Linked DNA regions of Homo sapiens: region 1 is linked to region 2. Evidence: chromatin contacts called from ENCODE Hi-C or POLR2A ChIA-PET data. All regions are on one chromosome and are shown on one strand. The core of a region is the stretch at or near the end of the contact, and the rest is flanking DNA. Distances in the headings are between cores, read along the strand shown.

The links. A loop is a pair of places that touch in the nucleus more often than their neighbours do. ChIA-PET counts read pairs that join two places held with the same protein, here RNA polymerase II (POLR2A). Pooled maps may share reads with other maps.
Region 1: a loop to region 2 is called in a map with no recorded cell type, with 4 times the contacts of the local background. The contact joins two enhancer-like sites. A Hi-C loop is called at or near these places in 1 of 37 single-sample maps with no recorded cell type and 9 of 50 pooled maps. POLR2A ChIA-PET finds 5 or more read pairs at or near these places in 3 of 52 experiments (OCI-LY7, activated naive CD4-positive, alpha-beta T cell and endothelial cell of umbilical vein).

Annotation. Positions count from the first base shown.
Region 1 is chr7:77,264,526-77,271,687 of GRCh38, reverse strand. All of the region lies in intron 9 of CCDC146 (coiled-coil domain containing 146), which reads right to left. It overlaps LOC102723791 (a long non-coding RNA gene), which reads left to right. Exons shown (of 6, transcript XR_927688.3): 3 at 6,225-6,332. Among named protein-coding and RNA genes, the nearest start is that of CCDC146-AS1, 19 kb to the right of the region's middle. RefSeq lists a silencer at 1-94. Within about 2 kb of position 1,852, at least 6 of the 41 ENCODE cell types and tissues checked have a DNase peak (open chromatin) inside an H3K27ac peak, as active enhancers do.
Region 2 is chr7:77,348,047-77,355,715 of GRCh38, reverse strand. GSAP (gamma-secretase activating protein) reads left to right here. Exons shown (of 31, transcript NM_017439.4): 15 at 69-161; 16 at 286-503; 17 at 2,075-2,144; 18 at 2,690-2,772; 19 at 6,312-6,365. Among named protein-coding and RNA genes, the nearest start is that of GSAP, 64 kb to the left of the region's middle. RefSeq lists an enhancer at 7,109-7,669. Within about 2 kb of position 4,060, at least 13 of the 41 ENCODE cell types and tissues checked have a DNase peak (open chromatin) inside an H3K27ac peak, as active enhancers do.

The sequences.
Region 1 (7,162 bases), core at 603-3,102, 82 kb after region 2:
GCTTGTGGAAGAGGTGACATGATAAGCCATTGGTAGCAGAGCCTCCTGGTTGCCTAGCCAATAGCTACCCTCCACCTTGATCTTAGCAACTCTATTAGTCAGGGTTCTTTGTATCTCCATATATATATATATATATATATATATATATATATATATATATATATATATATATATCTCCTATTAGTGTGTGTGTATATATATATATATAAAATAAAAAGGGGAGTTTATTAAGTATTAACTCACAGGATCACAGGGTCCCACAATAGGCCATCTGCAAGCTGAGGAGGAAGGAAAGCCAGTCTGAGTCCCAAAACTGAAGAAACTTGGAGTCCGATGTTCGAGGGCAGGAAGGGTCCAGCACGGGAGAAAGATGTAGGCTGGGAGGCTAGGCCGGTCTCTCATTCACATTTTTCTGCCTGTTTATAGTCTAGCCACACCGGCAGCTGATTAGATTGTGCCCACCCAGATTAAGGGTGGGTCTGCTTTCCCCAGCCCACTGACTCAAAGGTTCATCTCCTTTGGCAACACCTTCACAGACACACCCAGGATCAATACTTTGTATCCTTCAAGCCAATCAAATTGACATTTAGTATTAACCACGACAGCAACAGAATGCTGTTTTTTTTTTTTTTTTTCCAGAGCTGCAATGTATCCAGGAGTCCTCACACTTCTTTGCAGCTGGGGGTGCCCATATGAGCTAAGACAAGCCAATGAAATGTAAGTGGAAGTCTGTGAGGAGGGGTCCTGGGAAAGTGGCTGTTTTCCTGTTAAAAGGAGCTGGCCAAGCCAGCAATCATTTATGTCTTTTGCTCGTTGCCCTTCCTCCTCCTTTTGCCAGTTTATGCTTAAGGTGGAATAGCCATTTTCTGACCATGGAGAAACAATGTACACACTAAGGTTGACTGAAAGGGGAGCTAAAAGGATCCTAGACTTTTCATTATGTGAAATAACCGGTTGTGCCTACCTGTGCTCTTTTTATTAAGTGAGTAAAACAACTCCCTATTTAGCAAAATCATTATAGTTGAGTTTCTATTACTCATTGAGGCCAAATTGCAAACCTAACCTAATAGGTGTTTCTCTTGAAAGGAAACCTTCCCAAGGTAATCTGGAAAATAGGCTGGAGTTAGACTGAAGTCTCCATTAATGTGGGAGGAAAATAACTATCAAGTATCAAAGTTCTAACTACATGGTCTGGAGTTACTTGAGATATTTTCCATTTCTTTTGAGCCCCAAACTGCATATATCAGGTTTTGTAAGCTTATGATAGTTCTTTTAGTTTTTATAGTGTAGCATTTCACATTTAAAAATGTATTTATTGTGATTGTGACCAAACAACAGAAATGTGTAAAGTAAAAAAAAAAAAAAAATCTGCTTCCTACCTCTGCTGCTTCAAGTACTACTCCCCAGGAGTCACTATTAATAGTTTTGGTGTCTGTTCTTCCAGGCATTTTCAATGCATGAATAATCATCGGTAACTTTCATAAAAGTTAAGAAATTAGACATTACTTGTTGCTGTAAATATCCCAATTATTTGATATCAGTGAACCTCAGCTTAACACTTTGATATTTTTCTAAAGCATTCCAACCTTTCATGAGGCTTGTACCTTGAGTTTCTGGGAGAGTCTCTATGTACAAGTCAAACGCCATAGGAGAATCAAACAACTGTCTCTGGGGGGAAATACATTCTGAAGAATAGCTAGAGCTCTTCATGTTTACCTTTTATCTCTTTTAGTTTTGGATTGCATGCAAGTCTGAAAAAATGTTCACTTGGGCTGGGAGTGCCTGGCCTGACCCACTCCTGTTTTCAAGTACTGCCAGCTGTGGGCAGTGGCTGGGCTAATTATAAATCACAGGGTCAAAGAGGAAGTTAGTCTCTCACTGAAACTGTACTAGAACAAAACCAGATTTTTCTTAAAATCAACAAAGGAAAAGGATTCTAATACACTTTAATTTCTGTTAGTTTTATATTCTATGGGTGCTTAGTTTTATATTCAATGGGTGCTATTTTGTGGACTTAATAGCTAGTAGTGTCATAATATAAATAGCTTTTATAATATTTGTTAAAATCTGAACAACTTGTGCGCATTCCACTGCAAACTCCTCTTCGGTCAAAGGCCATGCCTCACATATTTTGTGTCCAGTCAGATCAAACTACAGTGACAAGCCTCACCATCACAGACAGCTTCCAATTAGATTTATAGCAGCCCATGCTTAAATATAAGCAGATAGCCAAGAATTACCATATATTGGAGGAAAGTTTCTAAAAAGAAAGAGACAAAAACAAAAAAAGAAAAATACAGAAAAAACACGGAGAAAAAGTCTTATTTAGGAAAAGAAGAAGAAAAAGAAACCATCATTAATAGCCTCAATGAGATAAGAGATTAAAGATACTATGAAAAAGAAACATCCAGAGAACAAAGAGAGCACAAGGAAATATAAAGTATGATAGCATAATGAAAGAGTAGAAGGGTTGAAAGGAAAACTTGAGGAAATTTCTCTTTTAGCAAGTCAAATGACAAAAAAGAAAGGAAAATAAAAGAAAAAAGAAAATTAGAGGACTGTTTTAGAAGGTCCAACATCTGCGTAAAAGGAATCCAAGACAGAATAGAGAAAATCAAATGGACAAAATTAAATAATCCAAGACAAAGTATCAGAACTTTGGAAGGACATATACTTCCATAGACAGAGAACCCATTCAGTGCCCCACACGATGGATACAATGGGAACATCATTGTAAAATGTAAAAATTCTGGAGGCAAGTAAGAGATCCTACAAATTTCCCAGCATGGAAAAAAAAATGGCTTCAAATAAAGGATCAATATTTAGAATGACATCAAATCTTCTTCATAGTGAAGCTAGAAGGCAGTTAATCTAATGCCTTTTTCCTGAGGGAAAATGATTTCCAACCTAAAATTCCATATCCAATTAAAGCACTAATTGTCTGTATGGCTAGTGTGAGGGTAAAATATTTTTTAGCATGCAAGGTCTTCTGACATACAATTTCCAACACACAAAGTCTTAAACAATTACTTTTTCACTAACATTTTTCTCATGAAGCTACTGGAAGGCATGTCCCCTCCTCCAAAAGGGGGTAAGCTAAGAGAATAAAATAGATGAGACCCATGAAATAGAGTCGGAAGAGAGGTGAAGGGCATCAGCAAGATGATGGAGTAAGGCTCCTAGAATGAGAGCAGTGCAGTAAGCACATACAGAAATGGACTACTTTGGAACAAGTCAGAAGGCTGAGAAAGAAAAAGGCAGCCCCTGGTATCCAGGAGCAGAACTGGTACTCATAGGTAGGCCTTGGTATTCCCCTGTTGAACATAAACAATTGCCCAGAACATCAACTTCAGACAAAGCCCCTCTGTAATCATGATGGATCAGGACAAAAACAAGGCCACTCCATAACTGTATTTGAACATAGACAAAAACATGAACATTGTCCAAGCCACAAAATACCATAAATTCCCCTTGTATAGCTTTGTTTAACAATCACAGTTTTGGTCTCCATCTAATCTTTTCTTTTTCTAGGTAAAATTTAAGATACTCTACCACAGAATTACTCTCATTTCCTGAGAACATCCTAATTCAGGGCAAAGTCCCATTTCTTTAAACCGTTCCTCAAGTCACATGACACATATCCTGTAAGTCCTTTCTAATACCCTCTATTGAGACTCCCTACAATTCTCCATGGCGTGTGTTCTCCCTTGCTGCAATATGTAATAAACTCAGCGCATTCAACTGCTGATGTATTCCTGTTAGTCTTTGGCTAGAGGTCATTGATGAGGCTTAGAAGAGATTTCTTCAAGAAGAGTAAATGAATAGGCCATCAAATGTGTTTTAATATACTGAGAGGAGATTTATATAATTGGAGAAGAATTTGGGATTGAACTGATAAGCACACCGAAAACTATAAAAGTGTAAAAACAGGATGTTTATAAATTCCTGGGAACACAAAATTTTGTAAGGGTAATTATATAATATCACATGGCTCAGGCACGAATAGCCTTTATATGTTCATAATAATAACAAATTCTGAACTAATCAAAATTATGACATGAGAATACCGTGTATACAGAGGGACAAGAAATGTATTTGTGATGAACAGGGGTCTAAAGAGGGCTGAATCCTCATCTTTTATAGTGATTAAAAAAAAAAAAAAGATCAAGTCTACAACTGAAAACTCAAGTAGCAGCATCATAAGCATGTTACTTGGGGTATGAAGATATACCAAAAGAACTGGCTGAAGAAACAGCGCTTGATTAGGAAGATGACTTGATTAGGAATGGGAAATACATGGACAAACTTTCTATGCCTGGGGCAGACATCACCAATCAACTACAGAGCTTCTATCTGACAAGTCAGCACTGGGCCTCAGAATCCTTTGCAATATTGGGCCAGGCGCGATGGCTCACACCTGTAATCCCAGCACTTTGGGAGGCCGAGGCAGGTGGATCACCTGAGGTCAGGAGTTTGAGACTAGCCTGGGCAACATGGTGAAACCCCATCTCTACTAAAAATATAAAAACTAGCTGGGCTTGGTGGTGGGTGCATGTAATCCCAGCTACTCAGGAGGCTGAGGGCAAGAGAATTGCTTGAACCGAGGAGACAGAGGTTGCAGTGAACCGACACGGTGCCACTGTACTCCAGCCTCAGCAACAGACTGAGACTCTGTCTCAAAAAAAAAAAAAAAAAATTCCTTTGCATTATCATCACTACAGGGAGCTACCCCCAAATGGAGGGAGCTGGCATTTGAGATGAAACCTGTTTGCTTTTAGAGTATGATCTTTAAGATTCCTCTTGGTTCCTTCATTCTGTGATTATGTGAATTAAGGATCCATTGAATGTCTTGAGCAGGTGAGTGACACATGAATGTGTCACTTAAGAATATAAATTTGTGCTTTGGGCTAAGATGGAGGAAAAATTGGACATGAAAGGAGCTGGACCTATGGAGAACAGCTGGTGTAGAGCTGCAGTCATTTAGGTAATGCAGAGTGGGTACTGAGAGGCATTTCCGGGGTTTATCAGTAGGGCCTGATGATGTCATCTTCTCCATATGAATAAAATAGCCATATTCACAGTGTCATTCTGACTATACCATTTACTTTATAGCCTTTCAAAGAGTTCATATGTATAAAGGAAGGAAGGCAATATTTACTGAGTATCTTCTCGGTACCACACACTTTCCCATTTGCAGTCACTCATTTTTTGCAATAATCCCAATTCAAAGGTTTGGAAACAAGTAACATAGGTAGGAATTCAATGGATCTAGAATCTGAACCTGACTGTGCCTGACTCAAAGGTGAAGCTCTTCTCAGTATAGTATGTTGTTATCATTGCCTTCAACACTGAAATGAGTCATGAAGAGAGAAAAATGCAGAACCACTTTTAAATCAGAGCAAAGGGAGATGAAATTGCTAGAAAACTATAATTAAAGAAAAATTACAGTATATAGAAAGTGTCATATTCACTTGGTAAGAGGATTTTGTCATTGTCACAATCTTGGACATGATCTTATGTTTAGAAAGCGAATAACTTCACAGACTCATGATATTCTAACCCCTACAACATGATGGTGTCAGAGCAAAATCCTAGGAATCATGGTTTTCTTTCTTTTCAGTGCCACGTGGAAGTCAATAAGAGCCATGTTTAAATGCAGAGGTATACCGTCATGTGTGATATTACATGACAGTATGATGTCTTTGGTTAAGTAATTCATTCCACTTTGTCATGCCAACACACATGGTCATTAAAAGCTCTGATGGTTTTGACTAACCCCAGCAAAGTCTTTCTGCCTATGGCAGGCAAATCTTCCACCTGCCCAAGTCTCGACTTGGCAAATGTCTCAGGGAGGCAAAAGGCCACCTGTTTCTGCTCACCAGGAAGTGATGATGCCTTTGTGGAATTTACTTCCTACTTGCATATGTCTCTTAAAAATATGTGATTTTTAGTTTATTGATTTCTTTCTGGCTGGTATAGCAGAAACGATGGTCCATCACAATGTTTTCTATTTTAACTAGAAGTGGAAGTAGTAGGATTACATTGTGTATTAGGTTTATGTGTCCCTTCTATGGTACTTAATCTAGATTTTCTGGTAGAAGTGAACCTAAGTCTGTTTTTTTGTGTGTAGTCTTTTAGAACCAATCTTGTGATTTTTACCAATGTATAACCCTTCTTGAGCTAAGAAGTATTAATTTATGAGACAAATTATTGCTTCTATTTAGGTTACCTTACTCTTCAATATTAAGAATGCTTTGATGATTCAGCATTAGAAGCATATTGAATGGATTAACTTTACTTACTACCATAACTACCAAAATTGGTTATTAAAGGTAATTATACATTTTATCCCATTGTTTAAAGAAATCTTACTGAACAGTTATTTGATCAATAAACAGGAATTGTTTTATTAGTACAAGCAACACTTGCTGGTTTTAAGAGTCTTACTCATTACACTGAGGTTTCCGTCAGTACTTTGAATGGACATTATAACTGCGGTCTACTATAAATCTTACTATGACTGAGGAGGGGTGGCCACAGGGTCTGTGTTTGCCCAAAGTTCCAATTTAACATCCTAACGTGCTGTGCTTCGGGCTAAGATGGAGTAGCTTATAGTAAACCAATGCTTCCAACAAGAATAACTTGGAAAGTTGGAGTGAAAATATGTTTGAGGGCATAAGAGTTGCAAAGGTTAGTAAAGTTAAAATCATCAAAGGTATTAGCACTGTCTTGGAAGTAGTAAAAATACAAATAACTTATATTTGACTCTAGTAAGTCAAAGATGACTGTTGTAATCTTCAGGGTAACCACCCAAAGAATAGAAATAGAATGTAAAACTAACTGATGCATATCTAAAACAAGGATAGCAGAACTATATGAAACGTTGATTAATCCCAAGGAAGGAAATGTGGGAGAGAAAATGGAACATGAAGCGGATGGGATACAGAGAAAGCAAAAGTAATATCACAGAATAAGGACAAATATATCCACAATTACATTAAGTATTAATTTTTAGACTAAATACAAGAATTTAAAAAGGCAGAACTTATCAGACTAGATTTTGAAAAGTATGTGCTGTGTATATGAGACACACCAAAATGAGGACACAGAAAGAGTGACGGTAAATAGGGCTGGGTGCGGTGGCTCGCACCTGTAATCCCAG
Region 2 (7,669 bases), core at 2,811-5,310:
TAATGTGACATTCTGTACCTGTGCAGCTTTTACCACATGTAGATGATGTAAATCTTTCTCTTCTATAGACTATTATGTGGCTGTTTACTTACCTGGTCATTTCTTCCACCTACTTAATGTTCAACATCCAGACCTGATCTGCCACAATCTCTTTCTGACAGGTACGGCTATAGTTTTTCTCTTGTAGAGGTGGCCCATTTGAGTTTGTTTTGACTTTAATATCTATGTTTGGGTGAAAGGAGTTTCTTCTATTTGCTGATCTACTGTTTTTTTTTTTTTTGCCAGGAAATAATGAAATGATTGATATGCTACCTCATTGCCCTTTACAGTCATTGTCAGGGTCCCTGGTATTGGATTGTTGTTCTGGAAAGCTCTATAGAGCACTGCTCAGCCAGTCGTCTTTATTACAGCTTCTGCAGAACACTTGCTTAGACTGTGAGAAGATGGCTGCGTTGCACTGCGCGCTCTACTGCGGTCAAGGTGCGCAGTTCCTGGAAGCCCAGGTGAGAAGATAGCTCATGTTTTAAAATGGGCAGATAGACGACACTGAACATATTTATTTTGTGGTTGAAAATGGTCAGGAGTTATTTTTATTTAGTAACAATTAATTGAGGTGTGTGGCCTTGCTGCTGACATCGTCATCTTTTGCGCTGCTTTTTTATGGATCCCTACCAGGTCTCACACTCAGGGTGTTTCTGTTCTTTTGGGTACCCCCTTTTCCATATTGGGAATAAAAGTTTAGCTATGTCAGTAATATTTCAATGAAGAGCTCAGTAAATAATGCGTTTCTTAAATATCTACTTTTTCTCCTGGTCTGTATTTGATCTATAATTATCAAAAGGACTAAAATCTGGTGGCAGATATTTATTACATTTGTAATAAAAATAGCTTACATTTGTATTTCACATTAGAGTTTATTAAGTACTTCCACGTGCATTCTGTGTTATTTTACAGCTATCCTGTGAAGTCAGAAAAATCTCTTTATCAGATGTGGTTAAGATCAAAGAGTGGCTGGTTAACTACAAAAAAAAAAAAAAAGACATTAGACGTTTTATTTTAACCTGAAACATAACAATGTACATTATTCACCCATGTTTTGACTCAAGCCTTTCTTTGTGCATCTGCTAATTGAAGTTCAACATCATTTTTCATGCATAAAAGCACTAGTAATGAGTTACCTCTAACTTCCTGTTACTTTTTAAAAATTTTTATTTCTAAGGATATAGTAATTTAAAGACCCTTACAAAGCAAGCTGTGTATACCAGGCATTTTTTACCCAATCTTTTTTAGTTGTTTCCCCTAAACCTAATTTTCTAGTGTTTTAGAGACATGCCTTTGACTCTTTACAAAGCATTCAACTTTTACTGACCCAATGACACTCTCTGCATCCACATTTTACTTGTCGATAGTAATATCGTATTACCTAATTTTGAAAATAAGTACAATAACATAAATCGGTTTTGAATTAAACAGCTTACTGGTAGGAGCAGAAGTGCAAGTGTGCACCATGGTTAGGCGTGCCTTATAATATCTGTCAGTGCTGAGATGGAAAACATTCCTCTAGCAGGTGAGGATGATTATGGAGATGAGCGAGTTGATGGTATAGCAGGGATTATCCCTCCCTCAGGAGGCAGTACAGTGATGCTCACAAAGGTTAACTGGTGTGTCCGTATTCACACCCAGGACCCAGCTGGAATTCACACCCAGCTCTGCTGCCCTCAAGCCTAGTGGTTTTGTTTTTCTTTTTTTCCTGTATCCCACGGCTCTTTCCACTGGTGCTTTGCTATAACATGACCTATTCTTGCACAAACGTTAGGTTGAGGAACGTTTATTTGGTTTCCAGCCAAGGAGATTTATTAAAAAGATGTATAAAAAGGATCTCACTTATAAAATACCGTTTTACCTACCCAGAATTGCATTATGTATCTTGAAGATAGTATAGAAGTGAGTATATTCTTAGGCAATTCTAAAATAGGTATAGAATGCAAAAGATTCATGTATATTTGTACTTCTTTGGTAGTGGAGGCAGAGAGCAGATTTAAATACCAACAGAGTTCTGTCTGACTTTTTAAAGATTATTCAGTGGATTTCTGAGAATGTCTCTGCCTGCCATTCATTTGACCTCATTCAGGAATTTATAATTGGTAAGTGTTGCTGATGTTGCAGCTTAAGTTGAATACTTGACCTTTTTGCTTGAGGGAAAGCAGTAAATTGATAGTGAATGCCTCAACCTGTCCAAATGCTACTTTGGAGCACATTAAAAAAAAAAAACAAAACTCTATCGGAGTCAGCAGCTAATTAAATTTCATTCTCTTGTGGTTTTCTAAGAAACTATGGCTGTACAGAGATTGATGAGATACAAGATAGGATCTTGATTCTATAACCTTATTAGTGATTTTTTTTTCCAGTAAGATGTAACTTTCTTAGCCCAGTTTTGTGTTGGCTGGTTTCGTATGAAATGATATAATGTCATTTGGGTAGATATGGTACTAAGTTATTCTTCTCATTGTAAAAAGCAGAACCTGAACATTTTAGTCAGTAGATAAAATCATGATGGTTACCGTTTTGAGGATGAGGGATAAGACAATGAAAACTTTGTTGGTTTGCGTGTTTTGGTTGCATTACAATGCTGTCATCATCTTATTAAACCACATCTTTTTTCCCCCTGTTTCAAAAAAAATCTACTCAGCTTCTTCATACTGGAGTGTATATTCAGAGACAAGTAACATGGACAAACTATTGCCACATTCCTCAGTGCTCACTTGGAATACAGTAAGTTAACACTGTGTATGCTGTATGCAAATAAAATCAATTCACAGTTGTGGGTCAGTTGTTGGACACCTCTCTTATAGCCATCAAGGTCGTGATTTCACTACTGTTTTGACTGATAAAGAACTCAGTTGAATTTTTTTTGGCAGAAAAGTAATAGCAAATCCCTGCTATTGGCCAAAAGTATTTGTATAAAAACAGTAAAACCAAAGGAGCAGGTACACAGGGTATTTATTATTCTTCCTATTACCAGGCAGAACTAAACCTCTATCATGGTATTTTTATTTTCTAAGTGACTAGAGTGGATTAAAATATGTACTGAGTTTTTATAAGTGAGGAATGGGTGGATTGCTGCTATCATACTTGGTAGATAAGGACCTTCACGACCCCTTTTTCCAGCCCCATTAAAAAGTCTGTAATAACTCTAGAGCTTCAGGATCAGTAAAAGTCAGCAATCTTAGGCACATTCACCCCAAATGACTTTTTCTCCCTGTCGGTTCTGACTCCCTCCTTTTAAATTAGGATGTGCTGAGCTAAAACACTGCTCATTTTCTCTTGAATATGGTACAGTAGACAGAGCTTTGCTGGCCCAGCAAGTGAAAACCGTACATAGGCTGTGCCTGAAAAAGTTCTGCCTCATGTTTCTTATTTAGATATTAGAACTACATGCTTGCTTTTGAGGCAGAAGTTTATATCAAAAAGGTACTTAGAAAAATAAATTGAATTTAAATAACACAGTCATAGGAAAATATGTACTAGAGTAAATGGTGACACTTTATGTTTAGACCCTGTCTAAATATAGTCCTTAAAAAAGATGTATCAAGTGTGTTTGATTAATTTCTAAATTTTTGGTATGCACAGTGGCAGTGCTTTCCTAAAGGCCTTTTCTTTGTCTTTTACTGTCGTGGTTATTAGACTTTTATGCCCCACCTTAGAATTTAAGGGAAAGAAAGGCCTGAACTTGTTCCCTCTCTAGGCACCCACGTTTTTCTTTTGGAACACATGTGAATAGACATGCAGACCCTGTGGTCACATGGCAGGAAGTCTGCAGGTTACACCACCCCAGAGTCAGGAAATGCACATCTCCGCTCCCTCCCTTACCAACCCCCTGCTGTTATGTCCTGTGTTCAAAGTGTCCAGGAGGCAGCTGGGACCACTGGTTCCCAGGGTTGTGTTAAAAGACTGAGCCACATGTTAATTGGATGTGGTGTGAGAATATCACCCTGAGGGTAACGCTTCCCTTTTGCACTTCTCAAGATTGTGCAGGGTGGAGCAGCTATTGTGGACACGCACAGGGTGACATCAGGAAGTCCAAGAAGAGCGATATAAAGAAACCTGTGGTTATAACCTCCCTGTACTGAACTAATCTTGGGGTTTGCCATGTTGCTTTAAACTTCTTGTGGTTGGACTAGGTTACCTTAAAGGTCTCTTCTAATCTTGAAAATCTATCAGTCTATGCTTATCATTAGCTGTGATGCAAATCATTTATTTTTCTCTTATCTGCAAATGTTCTTAATGCTACAACCTTAATAAAAAGTTTCCACAGGCGAAAACATGGATTTCACATTTTTGTAGGAGACAACTGACTTGGATTTTTTAAGATAATAGAAAATGTGATGCCCTTACACATAGATAATCCTGAATTATGTTTTGCAAACAACTATACCTCTTTTAAAATGCTATTTATAACCAAAACTGTAATGAAATTTTAATTTTTTTTGAGGTATCCTCTGTAGTGATAAATGAAGCACACAATAGATTCTTATCACGGCTTTCAACTGTCACATTGAAGAACTTAGTTGTTTGCATGTTCTGAAAACTTATTTCTCTGTCCCCATGATACCCTTTTTTACAGGAATATTCTATATCAGTAAAATCTCGGTCATTTAAATTATAGACAAATATCAATTTTTATTTCTACATTACATCTCCTAAAATATTTTCTTATATACTTATCTACTTTTTTTTAAGGAAATGAAAGCTGATTTGACCAGATGAGAGGCTAATTACATAATTAACATACAGATACACTTTTCAAAATAATAGTGAATAAAAGGCAATCTTGAAAGTTTATCCTTTTATTAAATTTCTGTTTTAACACTCACTAGTTAGCAGAATGCTATCATTTGCCCTTCTTGAAATGAATTGTTCACCTTTCAGATTTGCCATGATGATAGCACTGCAGAAACTCTTTTTTTTCTTTGGAGACGGAGTCTTGCTCTGTCGTCCAGTCTGGAGTGCAATGGTGCAGTCTCAGCTCACTGCAACCTCCATCTCCCAGGTTCAAGTGATTGTCCTGCCTCAGCCTCCTGAGTAGCTGGAAATACAGGCGCCTGCCACCATGGCTGGCTAATTTTTTTTTTTTTTTTTTTTTAGTAGAGCGGGGTTTCACCATGTTGGCCAGGTCGGTCTCAAACTCTTGATCTAAAGTGATCTGCCAGCCTTGGCCTCCCAAAGTTCTGGGATTACAGGCGCGAGCCACTGCACCTGGCTGCTGCAGAAACTTTTTTTTTTTTTTTAATTATTATACTTTAAGTTTTAGGGTACATGTGCACAATGTGCAGGTTAGTTACATATGTATACATGTGCCATGCTGGTGTGCTGCACCCATTAACTCGTCATTTAGCATTAGGTATATCTCCTAATGCTATCCCTCCCCCCTCCCCCCACCCCACAACAGTCCCCAGAGTGTGATGTTCCCCTTCCTGTGTCCGTGTGTTCTCATTGTTCAGTTCCCATCTATGAGTGAGAACATGCAGTGTTTGGTTTTTTGTCCTTGCGATAGTTTACTGAGAATGATGATTTCCAATTTCATCCATGTCCCTACAAAGGACATGAACTCATCATTTTTTATGGCTGCATAGTATTCCATGGTGTTGTATATGTGCCACATTTTCTTAATCCAGTCTATCATTGTTGGACATTTGGGTTGGTTCCAAGTCTTTGCTATTGTGAATAATGCCGCAATAAACATACGTGTGCATGTGTCTTTATAGCAGCATGATTTATAGTCCTTTGGGTATGGGGGGCTCCTACCTCTGAAATTACAGAGGACAATGAGGTACAGAAAAATTACCCAGTCAAGTCATGCAAGAATCCTGTTAGTCTTGATTCCTTCTAGTGAGGTAGGGGCCAACTATAATACATTTAAGTGAAAGAAGAGAGAGGAAGGAGTATTGATAATGAAACATTTCCCCTTTATCGTTACATTTGGTGCAAACATAATTTGCCTCATTCGTTCTTTAATAGAAATGTATAAAAATACCCTATTTGCTCTCTATTTCTTTGTAATAGTCTTTTCCTTTACTTTAGAGACCCTGTCACCTATTATAATTGTGACTTTAAAGAATGTGTCCTTTCCTGAGGCAAGAGATAGGCTATATTCACTGTTATTTATGCCCTCCAAGGTTTATTTAAAGTAGAGGTTAGAAGCTGGAAGCTGCCCTCAGCTTCTGTCTGTGCAGAAAACACTCCCTGAAAGCTTGAGCTAGTGGTAGTTCATACACTGAGCAGCTGTGTGTGTGTGTTTTTCCCCACTATAGGAAATTCCTGGAATAACTCTTGTGACAGAAGACATTGCATTGCCTCTTATGAAGGTAGGTCCCTTACAGCAAGAAACAAAAGTACAGATACATGACTAAAGCTCTGCTGCCTGAGTATTATGGTGGTTCCAAAAGGGATTGCAAATTGGCAGGGGAGGGGAGGGCAAGGCAGTAGGGTGGGTTTTCTGGAGAATCCTTCCTACATGGGTGAGTGATCACTGAGTATGGTATTATGGCAATTCTCAGGAATGCTCTTTGAAGGAAGTTTCCTGAAGATAGGAGAGAATTACGGTGCTCAACTTAAACCTTCCAGAACCAGCACTTGCCACTGTACCTCAGAACAGGCTGTACTGGGGGAGGTCTTGTAGATGATCTTTAGAGAGGCTGGTAGCTGCTTTTACTTTATTTGCACTATTACTCCCTCAAAATGAGCTTGCGCACGTGCACGTGCACACACACACACACACAGAATTTCCAGTCTTAAAACCATTAAGTAATGTGGGCTAGGATTATCTAATTTCCTTCTGGTTGTAAAAACAGCTTTTTTGTTTCTCAGGAGTGATCTGTATTGGCCCACTATGTGGTCTTCATCAACCTCTGAACATTAAGCTGTAGCTGTTAGTGTCTTTCTGCAACCTGGTGGCTTCACAATAGTTTTGGAGTACCATAGGAGAATGGGGTGGAGTGAGTAGAAAAGGATATGTATGTAGTTAAAACTAGGGGGAGTGTTTTAGCACAGTTTCCTTGAAGCTCCTTTGTTGTTTTTGGCATTTAGCATTGCCTCCTGTTAATCATAGCTTGAGGTAGACTGGGAAATCTCAACTTCTGGCAGCAGGGAGCTCAGGGTGCTGACGCCTTTTATTTCCATTTGATTCTTTTGTATCTGTGAAGGGCAGGCCGGGCCTGGACAGCTGGGGGAAGGCTGTGGCATTTTAGGTCACAGTGATTCACTGGGGGCAAGAGAGGGTAGATCGGGGGCCAGGTTAGTGGTTCTAGGTTTTGGTCCTAAGAAGAATCCCTTAAAAATAGACTGATGATCTGTGTTTCCAGGCAAAAGCATGGGACTACTGTGAAGTCCTACTAACATATGAAGATGAAGAGAAAAGAAAGGTTTTATTAATAGTTTAAAAGGTGTTTTAAAAGATTCCACCCATTCATTTTATTTATTGTTTATTGTTTCTGCCTTTTCTACTAGTCTTACCAAATCCATAATGTGTTTTTATTTATTTATTTTTAGAGATGGGGTCTCTCTTTGTTGCCCAGGCTGGAGTGCAGTGGCATGATCATAGCTCACTATAATCTCTAATTCCTGGGCTCAAGCAATCCTCCCGTCTCAGCCTCCTGAGTGGTTGGTACTA